Regions from separate parts of the Homo sapiens genome. Here region 2 is linked to region 1. A link is an interaction called in ENCODE POLR2A ChIA-PET data of the cell type or tissue named here. Cell type or tissue: PC-9. All regions are shown on one strand. Each heading gives the region's core, and the rest is flanking DNA. Links, peaks and the distances in the headings are about the cores only.

Region 1 (10,766 bases), core at 1,330-9,329:
TCATTGAGCACCTACTGTATACCAGGCGGTGTTTGAAGATAGCTCACATTTTAATGTGGGAAACAGGTACAGGCGTCTCTGATTGATCATTTATAGTTGCTTGTTTAGTGGTAGCTTTGGGGACTGAGTGAGGCAGCTGGGCTCCCTGTCTGGCTGGGGGGCCTCGGGTGTGTCCTATCGCCTCTCTGAGACTCAGGTTTTCCCATCTATGAAAGGGAGGACAACAGGCCAGCTGTGTGCAGGCAAAAGACGCTCTCCAGAATTCAAGCCAAGGAATGAATTAAAAAATCAGAAGGTGTGATATGATAAGCACTGTAAAGTAGTAAAGAGGGGCCGGACGTGGTGGCTCATGCCTGTAATCCCAGCACTGAGGGAGGCCGAGGCCAGTGGATCACTTGAGGCCAAGAATTTGAGACCAGCCTGGCCAACATGGCGAAATCCTGTCTCTACTAAAAATATAAAAATTAGCTGGGTGTGGTGGTGTGTGCCTGCAATCCCAACTGCTTGGGAGGCTGAGGCGGGAGGATCGTTTGAGCCCTGGAGGTGGAGGTTGCAGTGAGCCAAGATCACGCCACTGCACTCCAGCCTGGTAACAGAGTGAGACAGTCTCAGAAGAAAAAAAGAAAAAAAAAAGATGTGAGACTGAGCGTGACTGGGTGGGTGGGTGGGGCAGCAACTGTAAGGTGGGTGGTCAGTGAGAGCCTCATGGGGGAGGCGGCCCCGGGATGGGAAGGAGCCGGGCTTGAGAGAAGCTGGAGGAGCAGCACTGCAGGCAACAGGAAAAGCCCGTGCAAAGGCCCTGTGGTGGGAATGAGCCGGGTGCTTTGGGGAGGGCTGGAAGGGAAATAAGATGGGAACAGAGTGACTGGGAGGGATGGGTGACAGGGAGATGAGGTCAGATGGGCAGGGACAGATCATGCTGGCCCTGGAGGCCCCAGTGAGGAGCACGGTTGCTTTCTGTCTTTGGAAATGCTGAGTCTGGGTGTTGGGGATGAGGCTTTTTTTTTTTTTCATTTAAATGCTTTCAGTCTCCAGCCTGGGAATGGCTCTGAGCTCTTCCAGAGATGGGGGTAGGCAGGGCAGTCTCTCCACCCTCCATCCTAGTTCCTCTAGGGATATCTGGGGGAGGGGCACCAGCTTCTCCATCCTCCCTAGCCTCTCATTTCCCAACAGAGATGGCTGTGGGGACACCGTTAACCTCTCCTCTCCCCTACATGTCCCCCTTTCCCCACCACTGCCCTCCCATCCCAATGCAGGTGCAGCTCACCTGGAACAGAGGACAACCTGCGACGCTGCAGCTCACCTGGGCTGACGGGTCCTTAGCACACAGCACCGCCTGGGACGGCTGCCTGGCCGCCTCCCCGGGGCAGGTATGTGGGGCCTGACCGCTGCACCGAGTGAGGGGGTCCCCCTCGCTCCAGGCTTCTCAGCTGGCCCCCCAGGTCATGTACCCTATTCTCTTCCCTATCAGCTCCAGGAAACCTGGGGCCTGAACAGCCTCCAGGCCTGCGGGGCCTTCACGCAGACCCCAGCTGTGTTCGTTGAACAGCTCAACGTGTCCTGGGGCCAGCACCGCATGCGGCAGAACTTGACCTACGAGGTGAGGTCAGGGGAGCAGCGTCTGGGCAGGGAACCCCCAGGCGGCTCCACCTGCCACAGGAGCGTCCAGCTCTGGGGCCACGTGGTCCTGGGTTCCAGTGCTTGCGGGATCCTGGGCAACTTACTTCTCTGCTGTGAGCCTTAGTGTTCTCATCTGTGAAATGGTTCCCTTCCTAACTGGGATGTGGTGAGGGCTCTGGAAGACAAGAAAAGCAAGGGGAACGGCCCGAGATGCTGGGAACAGATGGGGAAGAAGGTGGGATGCTAGGGGGCTTCTCGGGAGGGGGCGGAGGGAGATCGGGAGCTCCGGTTCCCCGAGGCATCAGGTCTGGTCTCCTCCAGCATCATTACCTGATAGGGCTCCTCATGGGGCCGAGCACTGTTCTGCAGAGCTTGGGGCAGGAACCAGGCCATGGAGAAATGGGGAGAGCTGGCCCTGGAAGCCCCTTCCTCCTCTGGACCTCCCGCCTGGGTTCCTGGGGCTCTTAGGCATGGCCCCCTAAGTGCTCACAGCAGAAATCCTGCCACGAGCGGGGCATGGCGAATCACACCTGTAATCCCAGCACTTTGGAAGGCTGAGGTGGGGGGATCACCTGATCGCCTGGCCAACATGGCGAAACCCCATCTCTACTAAAGAATTAAAAAAAAAACTGGGCGTGGTGGCATGCACCTGTAATCCTAGCTATTTGGGAGGCTGAGGTGGGAGAATCGCTTGAACCTGGGAGGTAGAGGTTGCAGTGAGTCTAGATCATGCCACTGTACTCCAGCCTGGGCTATAGAGCAAGAGTGTCTCAAAAAAAAAAAAATCCTGCCGCAGAGTGTAAGGGGGTGCTGTGGCTGATGAGAGCTCTGACGGCACATTCCTGGCACATGCTCTTGCCTAGGTGAGGGTCTCCAACTGCAGCTGGCCATGGGCATTCTCTTAGGTGATGAGCCCCTGACCCATAGGCCCTCTCATTCCAGAGGCATTGGCCATCTCAGCCAGACAAGATCATCATGGAGGCCACGCTGGAGCACGTCCTCGGGGCCTCTTGTACCCGTCAGAGCTTCTGGGGAGAAGTACAGACTGACTATGCACGCTGGCTGCGGCACTCCCTCCACCTGGGGCTCTGTGACCTGCCCAGGGTGAGTCTGCCCTGCAGAAGGGGGCAGCTGGAGGACCAGGGACCCATGGTGAGGGGGCAGCAGTGAGGGTGGTGCCCGCAGAATGCAGGGGTGTGAGCGAGGCAGCCAGACGCCACCATCGTGGCTCTGCCATTTGCCTGCTGGGTGACTGGGCAGTGCACATCTCCTCTCTGAGCCTCTGGTGTTTCATCTGAGGAAGGAGCAGCAGGTTCCAGGACGTAGAGTGATGGTGAGACTTAAGAGAGACATGATGCGGGAATGCTCAGCCTTGGTGCCGGGCACATGAGTTAGAGCTGCTGTAGTCATCATTACCCCAGAGGAGAGGTGTTAGGACTCCTTTTCCTCAACCCCTTTCCCCTCCTGGGGTTGGTAGCTGGTTGATTGGTTCTTCCATCCACCAACCCATCCATCCATTCCTTTACGCATCCTTCCATCCTCCTTCCTATCTTCCATCCATCCCCGTATATCTGCCCTCCCATGTACCCTCTCTCTCCATCCATTCATCCTCCAACCGTTCCTCCCTTGCATCCATTCATCCGTCCGTCCATCCCTCCCTCCCTCCCTCCCTCCCTCCATCCCTCCCTCCCTCCATCCCTCCCTCCCTCCATCCCAAGGACTCATACTCTTCTGTAAAGAGACAGATAGCATATATTTTAGGCTTTATGAACCATCCAGTCTCTGTTCCAACAACCAACTTTACCACTGTCTTGTGAAAGCAGCTATAGACAATATGTAAATGAATCCTTACGGCTGTATTCCAGTAAAAGTATTTACAAGCCGGGTGCGGTGGCTCACGCCTGTAATCCCACCACTTTGGGAGGCCGATGCAGGCAGATCACGAGGTCAGGAGATCGAGACCATCCTGGCTAACATGGTGAAACCTCTTCTCTACTAAAAATAGAAAAAATGAGCTGGGCACGGTGGCACGTGCCTGTAGTCCTAGCTACTCAGGAGGCTGAGGTAGGAGAATCGCTTGAACCTGGGAGGCGGAGGTTGCAGTGAGCTGAGATCGTGCCATTGTACTCCAGCCTGGCGACAGAGCATAACTCTGTCTCAAAATAAAAAGCATTTACAAGAGTGGGCAGTGAGCCAGATTCGGCCCCAAACCATAGTTTCCCACCCCTTATCTTTTCCTCTGTTCATTCAGAAAACATTTGTGTGTTTCACCTATGCCAGGCTGTGTTCTAGGTGCAGGGAGTGGATGTGAAAGACACAGCCTAGGTGCCGGCCTCCTGGGTGGCGCATTCCAGTGGGGCCAGGACGATACAACAAACTAGAGATGCATGGTCTATGGTCAGGGTGTAGTAAACGTTGTGCAGGAATGAAGCAGAGAGGGGCCAGGGTGTTGCAAAAAGGGGCCTCACTGGTGAGTGTGAGCCCTGCAGAGGGAAGGGGCCTAAGGCACAACTCTGCCTTGAGGAACACGGGGCAGCACTTACGGAGGGAGCAAGGGAAGTGAGGTTGGGACAACAAAGCAGGCCACGGGCCATGCCAGAGCCCAGCTTCTTAGGGGACGGCATCTGATTTGCGTTTCTTAGAGGTCAGCTGTGAGCTGCGACAGGTGTGGAGGCTGGGAGGTGGCAGCTGCTGCTGCATTCTCGGTGCAGGGGACTGGGGAGAGAGGAAGCTGCCACCCCTGTGCCTGCCTGACACCTAGACTCTCTCGTCCCAGGCCCTCTTGGTCGTCGGGGAGCACACCCTGGGCCAGGGTGGACTCCTGCTGCGTTCCCGCTGCCACCTGGGCCTTGCACCAGACCCAGACCACGGCCTGCATCTCAGCCTGACCCTCCAAAACCACAGCAGGCCTCGTTCAGCTGACTTCTCCGGGGCACTGGAGGTCAGTGGCCAGGATGGGGCTGACAGTCCCTGGGAAAGATATCCCGGCATCCCTGCGGTTCCTCCCTGGCCAGCAGGCCCCCAACTGCCTGGGCGGCCCCGCCATCTAGTGGCTATCTGAGGAACTGCAAACCAGCATTCTGGATGGGGCCAGAGCTTCATTCTGGGTCGGGGGAACGCCTGCTGAACCCCAGGCCTGGCCCTGGCGCCAAGACAAGGCAGCTCCTCCACAGTCCCAACACCCGGCCCTTCCTATAACAGAGAGGCAGTGGCTGGGCTGCCCAAGTTTGAATCCCAGCCTAGCTGCCTCCTGGTACCTGAGTTTCCTCCCCTGTAAAATGGGTATAATTGTACTGGCCCTATCTCCCATGGGGTTAATATTGCAAGGGTTAAATATAGTCGTAGGCATAGATCGCTTAGAGCAGTGCCTGAGAGAAAACAGCCACTACGTAAGTATTTGCTATTAGCCATTACTGGTACCATCTCCTCCCCCTCCTTACTCCCAGCAGCCCTGGGAAGTAGGAAGGGGCAGAGTTGGCCTCCAATACCTACTCTGCCCTGACCTGGCCAGGTGATCCCAGGAAGGAACCTCTCTGAGCATGTGTTTCCTCATCTGTAGGAGGGGATCAGATATTTCACAGGGTGGTTTTTGGGAGTCTGGATACCGGTTCCCGCTGCCTGCGTAGCCAAGGCACGTGACGTAGCAGGTGCTCTCTCGGCGTTTCCATCCACCTCCTCTGTCTCCCTGGCCAGGTGAACTTGGCCTCGTGACTTTCGTTTGCTGAGCCTCAGTCTTCCCCTCTGTCAAATGGGAACAAATACCATCTCCCTTGCAGAATGGTTAGGAGCAAACACATTTGTACAACATCTGCATGTAGCAGGTGCTTGTGAGAGGGGAGTTCCCTCCCTTCCCGGCATCCGAGCTGAATGAGGATGGCATTTCTGGGTTGAGAGTTCAGCAGCCGTGGCCATTTCAAAGGAGTTTCTCCTTCCAAGGTTCTTGTTCTCCGGGACTGACTGTCACTTCCCCGTTTCCAGCCAGGCCCCTGCCTGCCCCCGGCTCTGTAAGCCCCGTGCCTGATGGAACTGGAGCCCTGGGAGTGAACCCATGGCGGATGCTCGGCAAGAGGCTGGTCCTCTTGCTTCCCTATCCCCGATTTATTTGGGACAGCTATTCTCACTTGGTCCATTCTGGGGTCTGTGGAGTGGTCAGAAGGCTTTCCCAGCCTTGTTTCTTGCTCACCCCAACCCAGTGGCCCCAGGACAGATGAGGGACAGATTCAGGGAGGTCAGGCATTCACCCAGGCTACACAGAGGCAGGCATGGCCCTTGCTCTTCAGTGACACCCAGCGGGGCTGAGCTCAGATGCTGGGAGCCATCCAGGGCCAACTCCGTGTGGTCTGCAGACCGTCCCCTGCCCCCACCTGCCTGGCAAGATCACATTGTGCTTGGTTAAATTCCACAGGAGTCCTGGGCTGTAGCCCTATTACCAACTTGGATCTCCTCAGAGATCGACATGCTTCTGCATGTTTAGTAAGCACCCTGCATTCGATTCCTAGGACTACTGTATTAAATTGCCACCAACTGGAAGGCTTAATGCAACAGACAGGTATGGTGTCACAGTTCTAGAGGCCAGAAGTCCAAAAGCAAGTTGTCAGCAGGGCCACACTCCCTCTCAAAGTCCTAGGGAAGATCCTTCTGTAGCACCTCCAGCTTCTGGTGGTTGCCAGGACCCACGGCTGTGGTGGCATCACACCAGTCTCTGCCTCTGTCCCACGTGGTGGCCTTCTGCCTTCTGGGTGGCATCTTCACATGGTCTTCTCACAGGGACAGCATTCATTGGGTGTGTGGCCTACCTTCATCCACTATGGCCTCAACTTGATTACTTTTGCAAAAAACCTATTTCCGAATAACACCACGTTCACAGGTATAGAAGGTTAGGGCTTCAACCTATCTGAGGAACAAAATTCAACCCTTAACAGACATACGTGCACGCGCACACACACTCTTAAGTCCTGTTAAGTTTTGTGAACCATTGTTCTGTATCATTTTACAGATCTTGGAGCTGAGGCCCAGAGAGGGTGACACCCTTACTGAAGGGTGCACAGCTTGTTAGCTGCAGTGTCTGGACTAGAATACAGGGTAGCTGAGGCTCCCTCCCCTGCAGGGCCTCCTCCGGGCTTGTGTTCTCTTGGGGGCCTCTGAGCCTCTTTCCCACCCCATTCTAGACTCGCCTGTCCTGGTCCCTGCCGTGCCCCCAAGGCTGGGCACCTGCAGGGACTTAGGTAAGCTGCCCAGTGCCTGGGGTGTTATGCCAGGTGTGCCCGTGTCTCCTTGCTTAGACCTTTGCAGTGGTTCCCATGCAAACTCGGAAAGCCTGGGCTGTAGCAGAAACACCAGGGCACTGGGGATGTTAGAAATGCCAGGGCCCGGGGCCCCCAACACCAATTAAATCAGAGTGTCTGGGTGGGGCCTGGGCAGCAGCCATCTCTAAGCCACCCTGTGGGCGGCTGCTGCTGGGTTGGGCTCCTAGATGGGTATTTTTAAAAATTAAAAAAAGTATTTGTCATGAGACTGGCTAAGTTTTGTATTTTTGGTAGAGACAGGGTTTTTGCCATGTGGTCCAGGCTAGTCTGAAACTCCTGGGCTCAAGCGATCCACCCGTCTTGGCCTCCTGAAGTGCTGGGATTATAGGAGTGAGCCCTTGATCCTGGCCCGGAGTATTTTCAAAAGTGCTTTCTGTAATGGGGCACTGGCAGCCTTAGACAGGGATATGGCGTGGGGAACCTGGTGCCCTGGAGATCGGGCGTGGGCATTGTGCCTTCCCTTGGTTCCCTACAGGTCCAACAGCAGCCTCCCCAGCCAGCCTCTTCCTGAGCCTGGGGCGGGCAGGGGAGAGACCAGGGACAGGTGGGCCAGGCTCCACTCAGGCCTCTGCCTTCCCCCTCCCAGCTTCGTGGCTCCAAGGCTCAGCGGGTTGGCCTACTGGGCCGTGTCTCCACCTCGACTTCTCAAAGCCTGGTCCGGTTGGAGGGAAGCGTGGACAACAGAGAGGAGAAAGTGAGGCTGTCTGTGTTCCGGGCCCCAAGCTGTCTGCAGGCCTCTGTGGCCCATGAGGAGGGTGAGTGGCAGCTGGGTCCCAGCTCAGCTAGCTGGGCCACGGCCCCTGTTGGCTCAAGAAAGGACGGGGGTCTGGGCGTTAAGATTTCAGAAGTCGGGGCTGGGTGCAGGGGCTCATACCTGTAATCCTAGCACTTTGGGAGGCCGAGATGGGTGAATTGCTTGAGCTCAGGAGTTCAGGACCAGCCTGGGCAACATAGTGAGACCCCGTCTCTACTTAAAAAAAAGGGGGGGGGGTGGCCAGGCGTGGTGGCTCACACCTGTAATCCCAGCACTTTGGGAGGCCGAGGTGGGTGGATCACAAGGTCAGGAGATCGAGACCATCCTGGCTAACACGGTGAAACCCCATCTCTACTAAAAATAGAAAAAAGTAGCCGGGCACAGTAGCGGGTGCCTGTAGTTCCCAGCTACTCAGGAGGCTGAGGCAGGAGAATGGCGTGAACCCGGGAAGCGGAGCTTGCAGTGAGCCGAGATCGTGTCACCACACACCAGCCTAGGCGACAGAGCGAGACTCTGTCTCAAAAAGTAAAACAAAAACAAAAACGAAAAAACCTGGTGGGGTAGGGGGTGATGTGTTCCTGTGGTCTCAGCTGCTGGGAGTGAGCTGTGATCCAGCCACTGTACTCCTGCCTTGGTGTCTCAAAAAAAAACCTCAGGAAACCCCCTGAAGCCTTATGGCATCCCTAACTGACTGCCGTGTCGGGGGAGGGGACAGAAGAGGGGGCTTCAGGTGGCTCAGGTGGTTGCTCTAGGTGGTGCAGCTCAAGGTTCTCAAATCCTAGGGCCTTGAGGCTTGGCCTGGGGCAGTGGGGAGCTACGGAAAGCGGTGGAGGGGGAGTGGGCAGCCAGAGACATGGTGGGGGCACCAGCAGGTCCCTTTCTGGCTCCAGGGGGCAGAGAGGAGAGTGTGGTGCTGCGGGCATGTGCCCATGGGCGGACAGCCGAGGCGGAGGTCCTGTTCCGGGATGGCAGGCAGCCCTCCCAGCCGCTGGGACGCCTGACCCTGCAGGCTGCCAACCAGAGTCTCCTGCTGGCCGCGCGCGGCTGCCAGGGGGGCCTGCTGGGCCATGTGGAGGTGAGAGGGCCTGGGCTGGGACACAGGGAAGGGGTTACCGTTCTCCCACTGGGCAGAGGCCCCCGTGCCAGGAGCCCCGAGCCCTTGGGGTCCAGCTGTGCCCAGAAACCAGGGCAGACAACCCCATTGTGAGGCCCACACCTGCTGCTGGCACCGAGAACCTTGTGTCTACTTCATTCCTGCGAGGCCCCAGCCTCTTCCTCTGTCCTCACAGTCCAGGATTGCAGCAGTTGGCTCCCAGGTGCAAGCCCGGCTGGAAGAGAAGGTTCAAGGCTTGGGTGCCTCTGTGAGAAGGTTCCAGCAATTGGTGGGTATCACAGCAGGGGAGGGTGGGGGCTCAGGTTGGAGAGGTCCCCCTCTGACCTGGCTTGTAGCCCCCACTCACCAGGCAGGAGGGTCTGGGGCTCTCTCTGCCCTGGACCTCACCCTGATTCTGCCTCGGTTTCCCTGTCCAGGTGCAGCCGGCAGGCACCCTGGACGGCGTGGCAGGCCTCCTTCTGCAGCTGTCCCAGGCGGGGCGGGAGGCCATGCAGGCGAGTGGTTGGGCAGTAGCCACTTTGTGGGCCCGGAGCCAGGCACTGACCCAGCACCTGCCTCTTTACCTGGAGTGGCTGCAGGTGGGGCTGGAGCAGCTGCGGGAGGAGCTGGAATGTAAGTGTGGGAGGGGGAGGGCTCAATCCTGTGCGGAAATCAATGTCCCCCCTCTCCACCGGGGCCCTAAGCGCTCACATTGGCCTGTGGCACTGTTTCAATCAGAAATGTGGCCTCGCTTCCCATGGGCCTGTAGCCCAGCTGTGTTTAGCCCCCTGCCTTATTTGTTATAGATCTACAGCCTTTGTTTTTTCTGGGTCTGCTGTGTCATTTTTACAGAGTCTCCAAGCTCATCTCCCTTATGCCTGCTGCCTAGGTTTTTTCAGTCTCCCGCCTGCTTTCTTTTGAGTATACAGCCTTGTTTCTGTGAAGCTCACTGCCACAGCATCTCTTTCTGGTTCCACGATGAGCTCAATGTGGCCAGGTGGTCATTAAAGGCTCACACCTGCTGCCCCAACCAGCCTCGTGGCAGGACTGGGAACCTCTGGCCTCTCCGCCATCCAGGGCTAATGCCCAGCACAGCACAGAGCCCCCAAGGCCCTGCCCAGCGCCAGGGTGGGCATCCCTCTGACTGGCTGTTGAATGTTACCTCCCGATCCTCCCTGCTGTGCCAGAGTGTTCCTGTGACCACCCCCAGGGCAGTGAATCAGGAGGAATGCGCCAGGACTCCGCCCAGCGCTATTCACAGCTGTGATTTATTATAGTGAGGGGATGCAGGAGTGTCAGCACAGGGAAGGGGGCTGGGGCGGAGTCTAGGGAGAACCAGGGCCAGTGCCCAGGGTACTCTCCCAGTCCCAGCGCTTTCACACAGGATGCATTTAGCTGTCCCAGCTGTCACCAGAGCAGCTCCTGGGAGACTCAGCACCCAGGGTTTTTATTGGGGGCTGCCACACTGGCAGGTGCTGCTTGGCACGGACCACACTGTCAGACTCCTAGGAAGCAAGCAGGGGTCCGGCATAAACCACGTTTGTACAAACAGTTCAGATGCAGGGAGCCTCATATCAATTCTAGGACTGGTGGGAACCCTCCCCCAATCCAAGTTCCCAGACAACCTTATAAGCAGGCCTTGCAGAGACGGCTCAGGCCTGCTGTGACAACTCCCCTGCAATCTCCAGTGCCACTGCTCTGTTCCAGTTCCCCCAGCTCCCCACATCTTAATCCCAGGAACAGGCCCTATCTCCTCGAGGCCTGGCGTGTCTGGGCAGGGCTGGTTCTCTGACCTGCCCTGAGGTCTCATGGTGGGTGGTGGCTGCCTGTTGCAGGGCCCCTGGCCACACTGAAGGATGCCTACCTGGAGGTGACACTGCGGCCCCTGGAGGAGGTGTGGCGGGAGCGAGCAGAGGAGGCCATGCGGCGGCTGCAGGCCTGGGTGCCCGGGATGCCAGGCAAAGGGGGTCCAAGGCCCATCAGGGCGGCCCTG
Region 2 (10,766 bases), core at 1,867-9,866, 62 kb before region 1:
ACATCTGTATATACGTTCATATATACACACATCCATATATATACATATCTGTACATATATCCACACACACATCCATATATACATATCTGTTCACATGTCCGTACACACACATCCATACACATCCATATTCACACAATCCACGTGTAGACATATCTGTATGCATACATTCATATACATGCATCCATATATATACACCTCTTTACACATCCGTATACATACGTTCACACACACGTCCATACATGTCTACATACAGACACATCCATGTATACACACATTCATACATCTGTATGCACCCACATGTCTGTGTACATACACGTCTGTATACACACACCCCTGTATACACACACATCCATGTACAGATACATCTGTACACACATCCACACACATTCATACACACACATCCGCACACACATCTGTGGGGATCGGGGACAGAGAGCATTAAGTAGTGGCAGTGTGGTAATAGTGAGTCTTGTTTTGGCGTCTTTTGGGTAAACTGACCAGCTGGTGGCCATCAGGGGGGCGTGGGGGTGGGGAGCCTACAGGTTGGCGGGGCCATCAAAGATGATATTTGTAGTTGCTCATGACTTTTCCAGAGAATCTTCTTTGCGGGGCCGTGGAGTGTGTAGTGAGCTGTCCCCGTGGCCCATCTGCCAGTGTCTTCCCATGGCCAGGTCTGCACCACTGACCAGCAGAGAAAGTTCTGGCCTCGCTGGCCTTCACAAGGACTTTGGGTTGTACTGTAAGAAAGGCTAGTGTGCCATCATTCGACGTGTCTGGTTGCCGTGTGGAGATTAGTTGCCACCAGCGGGATGGGAGCCGGGAGAGCCAGGAGGATGTTGCAGTGAGACAGGCCGATGACCGGGGCTCCAGCTGGTGAGGCAGCGGAGGTGGCAGAAGTGGTTGATTCTAGACGCGTTCCATAGGGACAGTTGACTCAAGTTCCTGATGGACTGAATGAGGGGGATGTCAAGGAGAGAAGAGGAGTCCCTTACATTTATGTCTGAGTTTGTAACACAGGTTTCTAATTTTGAGAAATCCAGAGTTTAAAAAATTGGGGAAGGGCTGGGCACAGTAGTTCATGCCTGTAATCCTAACACTTTGGAAGGCCAGGGCGGGTGGATCACTTGTGCTCAGGACCTTGAGACCAGCCTAGCCAACATAGTGAAACTCCATCTCTACTAAAAATAAAAAAATTAGCCGGGTGTGGTGGCACGTGACTGTAATCCCAGGGAGGCTGAGGCAGGAGAATCACTTGAACCCAGGAGGTGGAGGTTGCAGCGAGCCAGGATTCCACCACTGCACTCCAGCTTGGGAGACAAAGTGAGACTCTGTCTCAAGGAAAAAGAAAAATTGGGTAAGGATCGGTGTAGAAGGTTGTTAGCGATGTTGTCTCCTGCCCTGTCTGGTCCCAGTTCGTGTGGTAAGGGCTGGGCCTGCTGGCCAAGCCTGTCCTCCCAGGTGACACTGAGGCCGTTTCAGGGCTGGAGTGACCTGCAGCCAGCCATGGGTGGCGAGGCTGAGCGGTTCCAGGCGCAGCTGGAGGTGAAACTGGTGACGGGGGGCAGCCCCGTCGTCTTCACCGGGAACCTCACACGGCAGGTGGGCAGCAAGCTGGCCTTCTCCGCATCGCTGAGCCATCTGCTGAGTGACCAGGCCAACGTGACAGGTAGGAGATGAGACCCCTTCTGTCCCCTCTGCTCTGTGGCCAGGTTAGGGTGTGGTGGCCCAAGTGCCTCCTTATGGTCCTCATCACTGCAGCTTCTCTTAATATCAACATCCCATCCAAGGGCAGATCCAAGCTCCATGTGAGCCCCCAGAACCTCCCCCAACCTCCAACTGCACCCACAAACCTTAAAATAGCAACTTTTGGACTGTTTTTATTCTGACCCACGATAAGAAACACTTGTAACATTTTGACCTAAAATACACTGGGCATTTAAAACACACACAGAGTGAGCAGGTGCTGGCCCTGGTGCTGGAGCTGGGGTAGTGGCGCCTGGGTGTGCCGCTCATGGGTGTTCCGGAAGATTCCAAGGTAAGGACAGGAGCTGGGGCTGGGGGTACTTGGAGCAGTGGCTGTGGACCCCCCGATGTGGGTGTCTGGGAGTCATAACAGCTGGCCCAGTTTCACCTGTGCGTTCTGGCTGACCTTCTGTGTCTCAGAAGCTTCAGAAGGTGAAATTTACCCAACAACCCATGATGGGCTATTCTTTCTTTTCTCTTCTGTCCTGTTCGATTTTGTTTTATTCTACTTTATTTTTGGGCCAGGCACAGTGTCTCACGCCTGAAATCCCAGCACTTCGGGAAGCTAACGCAGGAGGATTACTTGAGCCCAGGAGTTTAAGACCAGCCTGGGCAACATAGTGAGATCCCTGCTTCTACAAAAAATACAAAAATTAGCCAAGTGTGGTGGCACACGTCTGTAGTTCCAGCTACTCGGGAGGCTAAGGTGGGAAGATCGATTGAGCCTGGGAGGTCAAGGCTACAGTGAGCTGTGATCAGGCCTGTCTGTGGCCTGTTGTGCAGGGTGCACATGTTGGCTCTTCAAGGAGCCCCCAACCCCAAGGCCCCTCGGTGATACCTGAGTCCCTTCTTTGCCTGGGGATGGGGGTGCTGGTCCCTGGGGGCTGACCCTCTCATCTGCCTGCTCTCTGTCCCTGCAGCACTGCTGGAGAGGAAGGAGGAGAATGGACGGAGGGTGGCCGCCCTGGGTGCCGAGCTGTTTGTGCCAGGGCTGGTGGGGCTTCGTGCCCTTGGCCTGCTGCAGCAACGGGGCCAGCTCTGGACCAACTCCCTGAGGATCCAGTACAGCCTCCTGGGTAAGGCACTGCGTGCCTGGTTGCGGGGCAGGTGGAGGTGGCAGGGCCTGCCCTGTTTCCTAGGGCTGTGGCTCCGTGAGCTGAGATACGCTGTCACCACGGGGTTTTCCATTAGTCATTCTGTTGGCTCTGAGTAGGACTGAATACCTGCCCATTAAAAAGTGTGTCTGTTGAGGAGACATTCACCCATCTCTTAACACCTCCCCATCGACAGGTTCTAATGGAGTGACAGGTGGAGCAAAGCATGGGGGGTGTGGCTGAGGCCAGGCTGGGCCGGGCCCTCCTTCTCTTGGAGCCCTGGTGGAGGGCTGCCTGGCAGAGGAGGGCAGGGGTCTCTGGGTTGATCCACACAGGTCAGGCAAAGCAGGCGGCACACGAGTGCAGCACCAGCCAGAAGCTGCGGGCAGACAGTGGCTCAGACGGTGCCTACAGGCTGGAGCTGCGCCACGAGCTCCACTGCACACAGATCCTAGCCTTCAGCCACAAGGTGGGTTCCCAGGCCAGGTGCGACATCCGGAGAGAGCACTAGAGTCAGGCAAGTGGTGATCTGAGTACCCTGAACTCATCCCCAAAGAGATGGACTTGCTCACAATCACATAGCCATATGGGAATGGATCCGGGGCTGGAACTTCAGTCTCAGTCTTATGTCTGTTCATCCAGGAACGCTTCAGCCCAGGAGGCGGAGGTTGCAGTGAGCAAAGATGGCGCCACTGTACTCCAGTCTGGGTGGGAGAGTGAGATCTTGTCTCTAAAATAAATAAGTAATAAATTAAAAAAAAATAGTGCTTTCTACAGAACCGTCTCTTCTGAAAACCAGGCTGATATCCCTGGAGTGGGTGGCTATGAGGAGGCCCAGGGACTGGGTGGGCAGGGCCTCCATGGGCAGTTCACCACCCATGTGTGTCCCAGGTCCAGCTCTGGCATGAGGAGGACTCGGGCCACCTGCACTCACAGCTGGAGGTGAGCTACGGGAAGCACTGGGACAAGAACAGCAACAAGAGGCATCTCCGTGTCAGCCAGACCTTCAAGAATGACTCGGGGCCCGCCCTGAGCAATCACTTCATGGAGGTGAGCCTGGCCACTGCGGCAGAGCCGTGCCCCATGAGTCCAGCATGGACGGTAGGAGCTGGGGAACCCCCACATGGCCCTCTGGCCCTGGCTACAAGGATGCAAGCAGCTGAAACTTAGCCTTGGTGACTTTCCCTTTTGCATCTCCAGCCCCATGACCCCATGTCCCCAGGGGTGAGAAACACTTGTCAGAGTGCCAAGGACTGGCAGGAGGGCTTGGGAAACATAGATTTCCACCTGTAAAAATGCATTTTTGAAAGAGCGGTTCGCTTTTAGTCTTTCCCAGAGGGTGGGTTCTTTTGCTGAGTTAGGACTGATGGTGTGCTCAGCAGCTGAACAGGTGGTGGTTCTTACACAGCACACATTTAACCTTGTATGTTTATTTAAAAATTTGTTTAGGGGCCGGGCGCAGTGGCTCATGCCTGTAATCCCAGCACTTTGGGAGGCCGAGGCGGGCGGATCACGAGATCAGGAGATCGAGACCATCCTGGCTAACACGGCGAAACACCGTCTCTACTAAAAATACAAAAAATTAGCTGGGCGCGGGGGCAGGTGCCTGTAGCCCCAGCTACTCGGGAGGCTGAGGCAGGAGAATGGCTTGAACCCCAGAGGCGGAGCTTGCAGTGAGCCGAGATCGCACCACTGCAGTCTGGCCTGGGCGAAACAGCGAGACTCCTTTTCAAAAAAAAAAAAAAAAAAAAAAAAAATTGGTTTAGGATATTTTTTCCCTTTTCACATCCAGTCCTGCAAATGATCTTTTAAATATTAACTTTTAATTTTAATTGTGGCTAAGTATACATCATGTAAAATTTACTGTTTTTTATTTATTTATTTATTTATTTTATTTTTTATTTTTTTGGAGATGGAGTCTCGCTCTGTCGCCCAGGCTGGAGTGCAATGGTATGATCTTGGCTCACTGCAACCTCCGCCTCCTGGGTTCATGCAATTCTCCAGCCTCAGCCTCCTGAGTAGTTGGGATTACAGGTGCCTGCCACCACGTCTGGCTAATTTTTTTGTATTTTTAGTAGAGACGGGATTTCTCCATGTTGGCCAGGCTGGTCTTGAACTCCTGACCTCAGGTGATCCGCTCACCTCAGCCTCCCAAAGTGCTGGGTTACAGGCATGAGCCACCACACCCGGCCATATTTACTATTTTAACCATTTTGGAGTTTGGTGGCATTACATGCATTTACATTCTTGTGCAACCATCACCACTACTTATCTCCAGAACTTGCAAAACTGCAAGTCTATAACCAGGAAATGCTGACTCCCCATTCTCTCCTTCTCCCAGTCCCTGGAAAGCACCATTCTACTTTCTGTTTCGGATTTTTGACTACTCTAGCTAACACAGAGCCGTGGAATCATACCGTTTGTCTTTTTTTTTTTTTTTGAGACAGAGTTTCGCTTTTGTTGCCCACACTGGAGTACAATGGTGCAATCTTGGCTCACTGCAACCTCCGCCTCCCAGGTTCAAGCGATTCTCCTGCCTCAGCCTCCCAAGTAGCTGGGATTACAGTCACCTGCCACCACACACGGCTAATTTTTTTTTTGAGATGGAGTCTCAGCCTGTTGCCCAGGCTGGAGTGCAGTGGCACGACCTTGGCTTACTACAACTTCTGCCTCTGGGTTCAAGCAATTCTCCCTGCCTCAGCCTCCTGAGTACCTGGGATTACAGGCGCCCACGACCACGCCCGGCTAATTTTTGTATTTTTTAGTAGAGATGGGGCTTTGCCATGTTGGCCAGGCTGGTCTTAAACTCCTGACCTCGGGTGATCCGCCTGCCTTGGCCTCCCAAAGTGTTGGGATTACTGGCGTGAGCCACCACGCCCAGCCCTGGCTAATTTTTTGTATTTTTCGTAGAGACAGGGGTTTTACCATGTTGGCCAGGCTGGTCTCGAACTCCTGAACCCAGGTGATCCACCTGCCTCGGCCTCCCATAGTGCTGGGATTACAGGTGTGAGCCACCGTGCCTGTCCTGTCCTTTTTTTGACTGGCTTATTTTACTTAGCATGTCCTCAAGGTTCATCCATATCGTAGCATGTGTCAAATTTCCTTCCTTTTTAAGGCCGAATACTCCATTGTCTGTATAGACAGCATTTTGTTTATCCGTTCATCTGTTGATGGACATGTGGGTTGCTTCCATTTTTTGGCTATTGTGAATAAATGCTGTTATGAACGTGAGTGTGCAAATATCTGATGCTTTCGATTCTTTCTATTGCTTTCAATTCTTTTGTATGTATACCTGGAAGTGTTATTTCTGGGGCGTATGGTAATTCGATCTTTAATTTTTTTTTTTTTTTTTTTGAGATGGAGTCTGGCCCTGTGCCCAGGCTGGAGTGCAGTGGTGCGATCTCGGCTCACTGCAAGCTCTGCCTCCTGAATTCACACCATTCTCCTGCCTCAGCCTCCCAGGTAGCTGGGACTACAGGCGCCCACCACCATGCCCGGCTAATTTTTTGTATTTTTAGTAAAGACGGGGTTTCACCGTGTTAGCTGGGATGGTCTTGATCTCCTGACCTCGTGATCCACCCGCCTCGGCCTCCCAAAGTGCTGGGATTACAGGCGTGAGCCACCGTGCCCGGCCCGATCTTTAATTTTTTGAAAAACTGCCACACTGTTTTCCACAGTAGCTGCACTATTTCACATTCCCACCATCAGCGTATGAGAATTCAGATTTCTCCACATCCTTACCAACGCTCCTTGTTTTTTGTTTTTTTGGACTGCGTTCCACTCCCGTTGCCCGTGTGGAGTGCAGTAGTGCAATCTTGGCTCGCTGCTGCCTCAACTTCCCGGGCACATTCTACGCCAGGGGTGGCATGATCCCATTGGCATCTTGGGGGGGTGGGCATTCTCCAGTTTGTGCTGCAGGTGCCTGAGAGGCAGGTGGATTGCCGCGTGCAGCTTTACCACTTGAGCCTCCGCCTGCCCTATGTGGAGAGCAGCAGTCACCTGAAGGTGCAGTACAATGGGCGGCCGCTGTTTGTGGCAGGCGGGCAGTGGAAGGACACATCTCGGGCCACCCTGTGGAAGTGGGAAGGTGAGTGTTGGCTGTGGGGCCTCCTTGGCTAGCAGCTCAGGTTTCTGATCTCCAGGCCTTTGCTCAAGCTATGCCTCCTTCCTGGAACACCTTTTCCTTTTGTTGGCTAGGCTAACTCAAGACTCAAACTGGGCCAGGCACAGTGGCTCACGCCTGTAATCCCAGCACTGTGGGAGGCCAAGGCGGGAGGACTTCTCGAGGCCAGGAGTCTGAGATCAGCCTGGGCACCATAGTAGGAACCTGTCTTAATTTTAAAAACAAACAAACGAAAACCTTATCTTTAATGAGTGCCGTGATGCTTATAATTACATCGTAACTTCTTACCTTTGCCAGTCAAGTGTCAGGCCCTTCCTCCTTCTCCAGCCTTGTCCCACCCCACTCTCCCCCTTGCTCGTTATCCTGCAGGCTCAGAGGCCTCTTTTTGTTCCCCAGACACACTCCAGGGCCTTTGCATTTGCAGATCTTTGTGTCTCGAAAACACTGTCTGTCACTTTTAAAAAATGAATCCACCGGCTGGGAATGGTGGCTCACGCCTGTAATCCTAGTACTTTAGGAGGCTGGGTGTGGGGGCGGATTACTTGAGGTCAGGAGTTCAAGATCAGCCTGGCCAACATGGTGAAACCCCATCTCTGCTAAAAATACAAAAATTAGCCATGTGTGGTGGCAGGCACCTGTAATGCCAGCTACTCGGGAGGCTGAGGCAGGAGGATCGCTTGAACCCAGGAGGCGGAGGTTTCGGTGAGCAGAGATCACACCACTGCACTCCAGCCTGGGCAACAAGAGTGAAACTCCACCTCAGGAAAAAAAAAAAAAAATTTTATCCACGAATTTTTTTTTCCATTTTTTCAGTTTTTATTTTTATCGAAGCGATACCTTGTTTAAAAGTGAATTCGGCTGTGAGTTGCTCATTGTCGAAGCTGGGTCCCATGGGGGCTCATTGTATTATGCTCTCTGCTCTTGTGTAGACCTGAACTACGTTTTCTAAAAGTTGATTAAAGTTTATAAAGTTTAATCTAAAAGATTAAAGTTTATAAAAGTTGATTAAAGTTTATACATCCTCTTTGTCACATCTGCCTATGTTGTTTGTTTGTTTCTCTTTTTCTTTTTTTTTTTTTTTCTTTTTTGAGACGGAGTCTTACTCTGTCACCCAGGCTGGAGTGCAGTGGCACGATCTCGGCTCACTGCAACCTCTGCATCCAAGACTCAAGCTCTTCTCGTGCCTCAGCCTCCCAAGTAGCTGGAATTACAGGTGTGTGCCACCACACCTGGCAAATTTTTCTATTTTTAGTAGAGACGGGGTTTCACTCTGTTGGCCAGGCTGGTCTTGAACTCCTGAGCTCAAGTGATCCACCTTCTTTGGCCTCCCAAAGTGCTGGTATTACAGGTGTGAGCCACTGTGCCTGGCCCCTACCCCAAGTCTTGCTTAAAACAGTAAGCACGCTAAATTCTTTTAGCCATTTTTTCTGTTTATATTCTCCATATTTAAAAATAATATAATCATGCTGTTATTTCTTGATTTTTCAGCTTTAGGCCTTCTCCATAGGTTTCTTACTAGAGAAGATAAGAATTTAACTCTTAGATTGGTGCCCCTTTCAAATACATATTCTCTTCCATTTTCTTAAAAGAGTTACCTTTTGTTAACATCTGATGCTTACCCAATTATAACTATAAATGTCTTACATAGCTGAGATATATGGTGTCCTATCATGGTGACCTATTGTTTTTTTCTGGAGTTTTGTAATTGCCTTTATTTTTCTATTTGATTAGTTTTCTATAATTTTTGTCTACTAATTACAGAATTTTCAGCAGCATTGCAAAACTTTTTTCCAGGTGGTCAGACACATCAGATTGTTCATTGACTTCAATTAGTTTTGTTATTTTTCTTGGGGACCCTCTTCCTGGAGCCTGAGTCCTGCTCCAAAGACGACCAGTTGCACAGCTGTGGTTCTGCAGCCTCCCTTTTCCATCAACCTGGGAATTCCTTTTACTTCTCCTCTGGGTCACAATCCCTTTTTCTTAAACCTGTGTCATATCTCTTGGTTTATTCCTTTGTTCTGATGGAGTACATCTTTCAGTAGCTTCCAAAGAAAGCATACATTGGAGGTGTATTCATTTCCAAGGGTTCTGTAACTAATTACTGAATTGGGCAGCTTAAAGCAACAGAAATTTGTTCTTTCACAGTTCTGAAGGCTGTAAGTTTGAGTCAAGGAGCCACCAGGGCCATGTTCTCTCTAAGGCTCTGGGGACAACCCTCCCTTGCCTTTTCCAAGCATTTGGTGATGGATGTTGAAGCTTGGTGTTCCTTGGCTTACAGCCGCATCCTCTCTAATCTCTGCCTCTTTTGTCATGTGGCATTCTCCCTGTGTGTGTGTGTCTGTGTCCAGATTTTTCTTTTCTAATAGAGACATCAGTTCTATTGGGTTAAGGGCATGTCCTATTCTCGTATGACCTCATCTTGACTTAATGATATCTGCAATGACCCCATTTTCAGTTAAGGTCGCATTGGGAGGGATTGGGGATTAAGACTTCAATTAATCTTTTGGGGGAACACAAGTTAACCCATCACAGAATACAAACATTTTGAGACCCTAAATGTTGAAAATGTCTTCATTCTACTGGGACAGTTTGAGTGGAGAATTTTAGGTTGGAAATAATTTTCTCTTGGGATTTTGAAGGCATTGCTCCATTGTTTTGAATTAATTGGGAGATCTGATGCTTCTTCTGATTTATCATCTTTTGTATGTGACCCTTTTCTCACTGTCTTAGAAGCTTTTAGGAGCTCGTCTTAGTCCTGTTGGTGGTAAATCTCATTATGAGGTACCTTGGTATGGATCTATGTTCTTCCATTGTACTGGGTCCTTAGCATAGGGTGTTTCAATTTGGAAACATGTCATTTTGGTCTGTGTAATTTTCTCTTACAGTTTCTTTGATAATTTCCTTTCTTTGTTCTGAAATTCCTATTGGTTAGATGTTGGTCCTCAGAAAACTGAGCTTCTAATGTTTTCTCTGTTTCTCTTTTCAAACTCGTTTTTCTTTTTTTCTTTTTCTTTTTTTTGGAGAATGGGGTCTCAGTATGTTGCCCAGGCAGGTCTCAAACTCCTGGGCTCAAGTGATCGTCCTGCCTCTGCTTGCCAAAGTGCTGGGATTAGAGGTGTGGGCCACCGCACCTGGCCTCCTTGTTTCTCTTTTGTTCTATTTCTTTGTCCTTTGGTTCTGTTCAAGAGCCGATTTCCTCGACTTCATATGCTAGCCCTTCTACTAGCATTTTTATTTTGGATTATCTTATATTTTCAAGAGCTCTTTTTTGTTGTTGTTGTTCCTTTCTTACAGCGTCCTGTTCCATGAATGCAATTGTCTTCTCTTAGAGTATAAGTTACAGAATTTCAGGGAGTTTTATCTGTTGCCTCGGAGTTTCCTTTTTCTTTTTATTTCTGTATTTCCTGTTGGAGGCTTTCCCCCAAATGCTAAGCCAGCCTTGGATATGTGCTTATGCTTGAGTCGGCTGCTCAAAATATTGGTTACCCTGTTTTCAAACAGGGTAATTATGTTTTCAGTGTACTCAGAAGCTGCCTGAGGACTTAATTAAAACCAGCAGTTTAGCAAAGTTAGGGATCTGATATTCTGGAGCACAGATTTAAAAAAATCTATTCTCCTTAAAATCCTTTTATGAAACTTCGAGTAAGAGACCCGCTGAAACAGAGAGGAGAGAACACATTTCCACACTTGGCCACCTCTTGACTCTCCTGGATCCCATTAGGGGAGAGTGAGTGCTAGTTCTCTGCCAACCCAGGATTAGGCCCTAAGGCTGCCGTAAAAAGGATCCCAGGAGAAAACTCAGGAAT

The links. ChIA-PET counts read pairs that join two places held together with the same protein. Peaks named below come from ENCODE experiments on the same cell type or tissue, not always from the same donor. Only the 100,000 strongest peaks of a DNase experiment are listed, where the experiment ranks them.
Region 2: POLR2A ChIA-PET joins it to region 1 with 5 read pairs; 3 of 35 experiments call an interaction of 5 or more read pairs at or near these places.

The regions. Positions count from the first base shown.
Region 1 is chr16:11,390,306-11,401,071 of GRCh38, reverse strand. It overlaps LOC400499 (putative uncharacterized protein LOC400499), which reads left to right. Exons shown (of 67, transcript NM_001370704.1): 51 at 1,257-1,370; 52 at 1,472-1,600; 53 at 2,563-2,724; 54 at 4,397-4,561; 55 at 7,513-7,681; 56 at 8,571-8,755; 57 at 8,970-9,062; 58 at 9,211-9,406; 59 at 10,609-10,766. It also overlaps a transcript of LOC105371082 not described here. Among named protein-coding and RNA genes, the nearest start is that of RMI2, 50 kb to the right of the region's middle. RefSeq lists an enhancer at 10,451-10,766. In PC-9, for the core only: CTCF peaks have their summits at 4,483 and 4,686 (motif pointing left); no DNase peak of the experiment used is centred there.
Region 2 is chr16:11,453,017-11,463,782 of GRCh38, reverse strand. It overlaps LOC400499 (putative uncharacterized protein LOC400499), which reads left to right. Exons shown (of 67, transcript NM_001370704.1): 24 at 1,480-1,666; 25 at 2,664-2,819; 26 at 3,173-3,306; 27 at 3,729-3,887; 28 at 6,744-6,924. Among named protein-coding and RNA genes, the nearest start is that of RMI2, 110 kb to the right of the region's middle. RefSeq lists enhancers at 5,135-5,274, 6,267-6,784, 6,785-7,304. In PC-9, for the core only: no CTCF peak of the experiment used is centred there; a DNase peak (open chromatin) is centred at 5,112.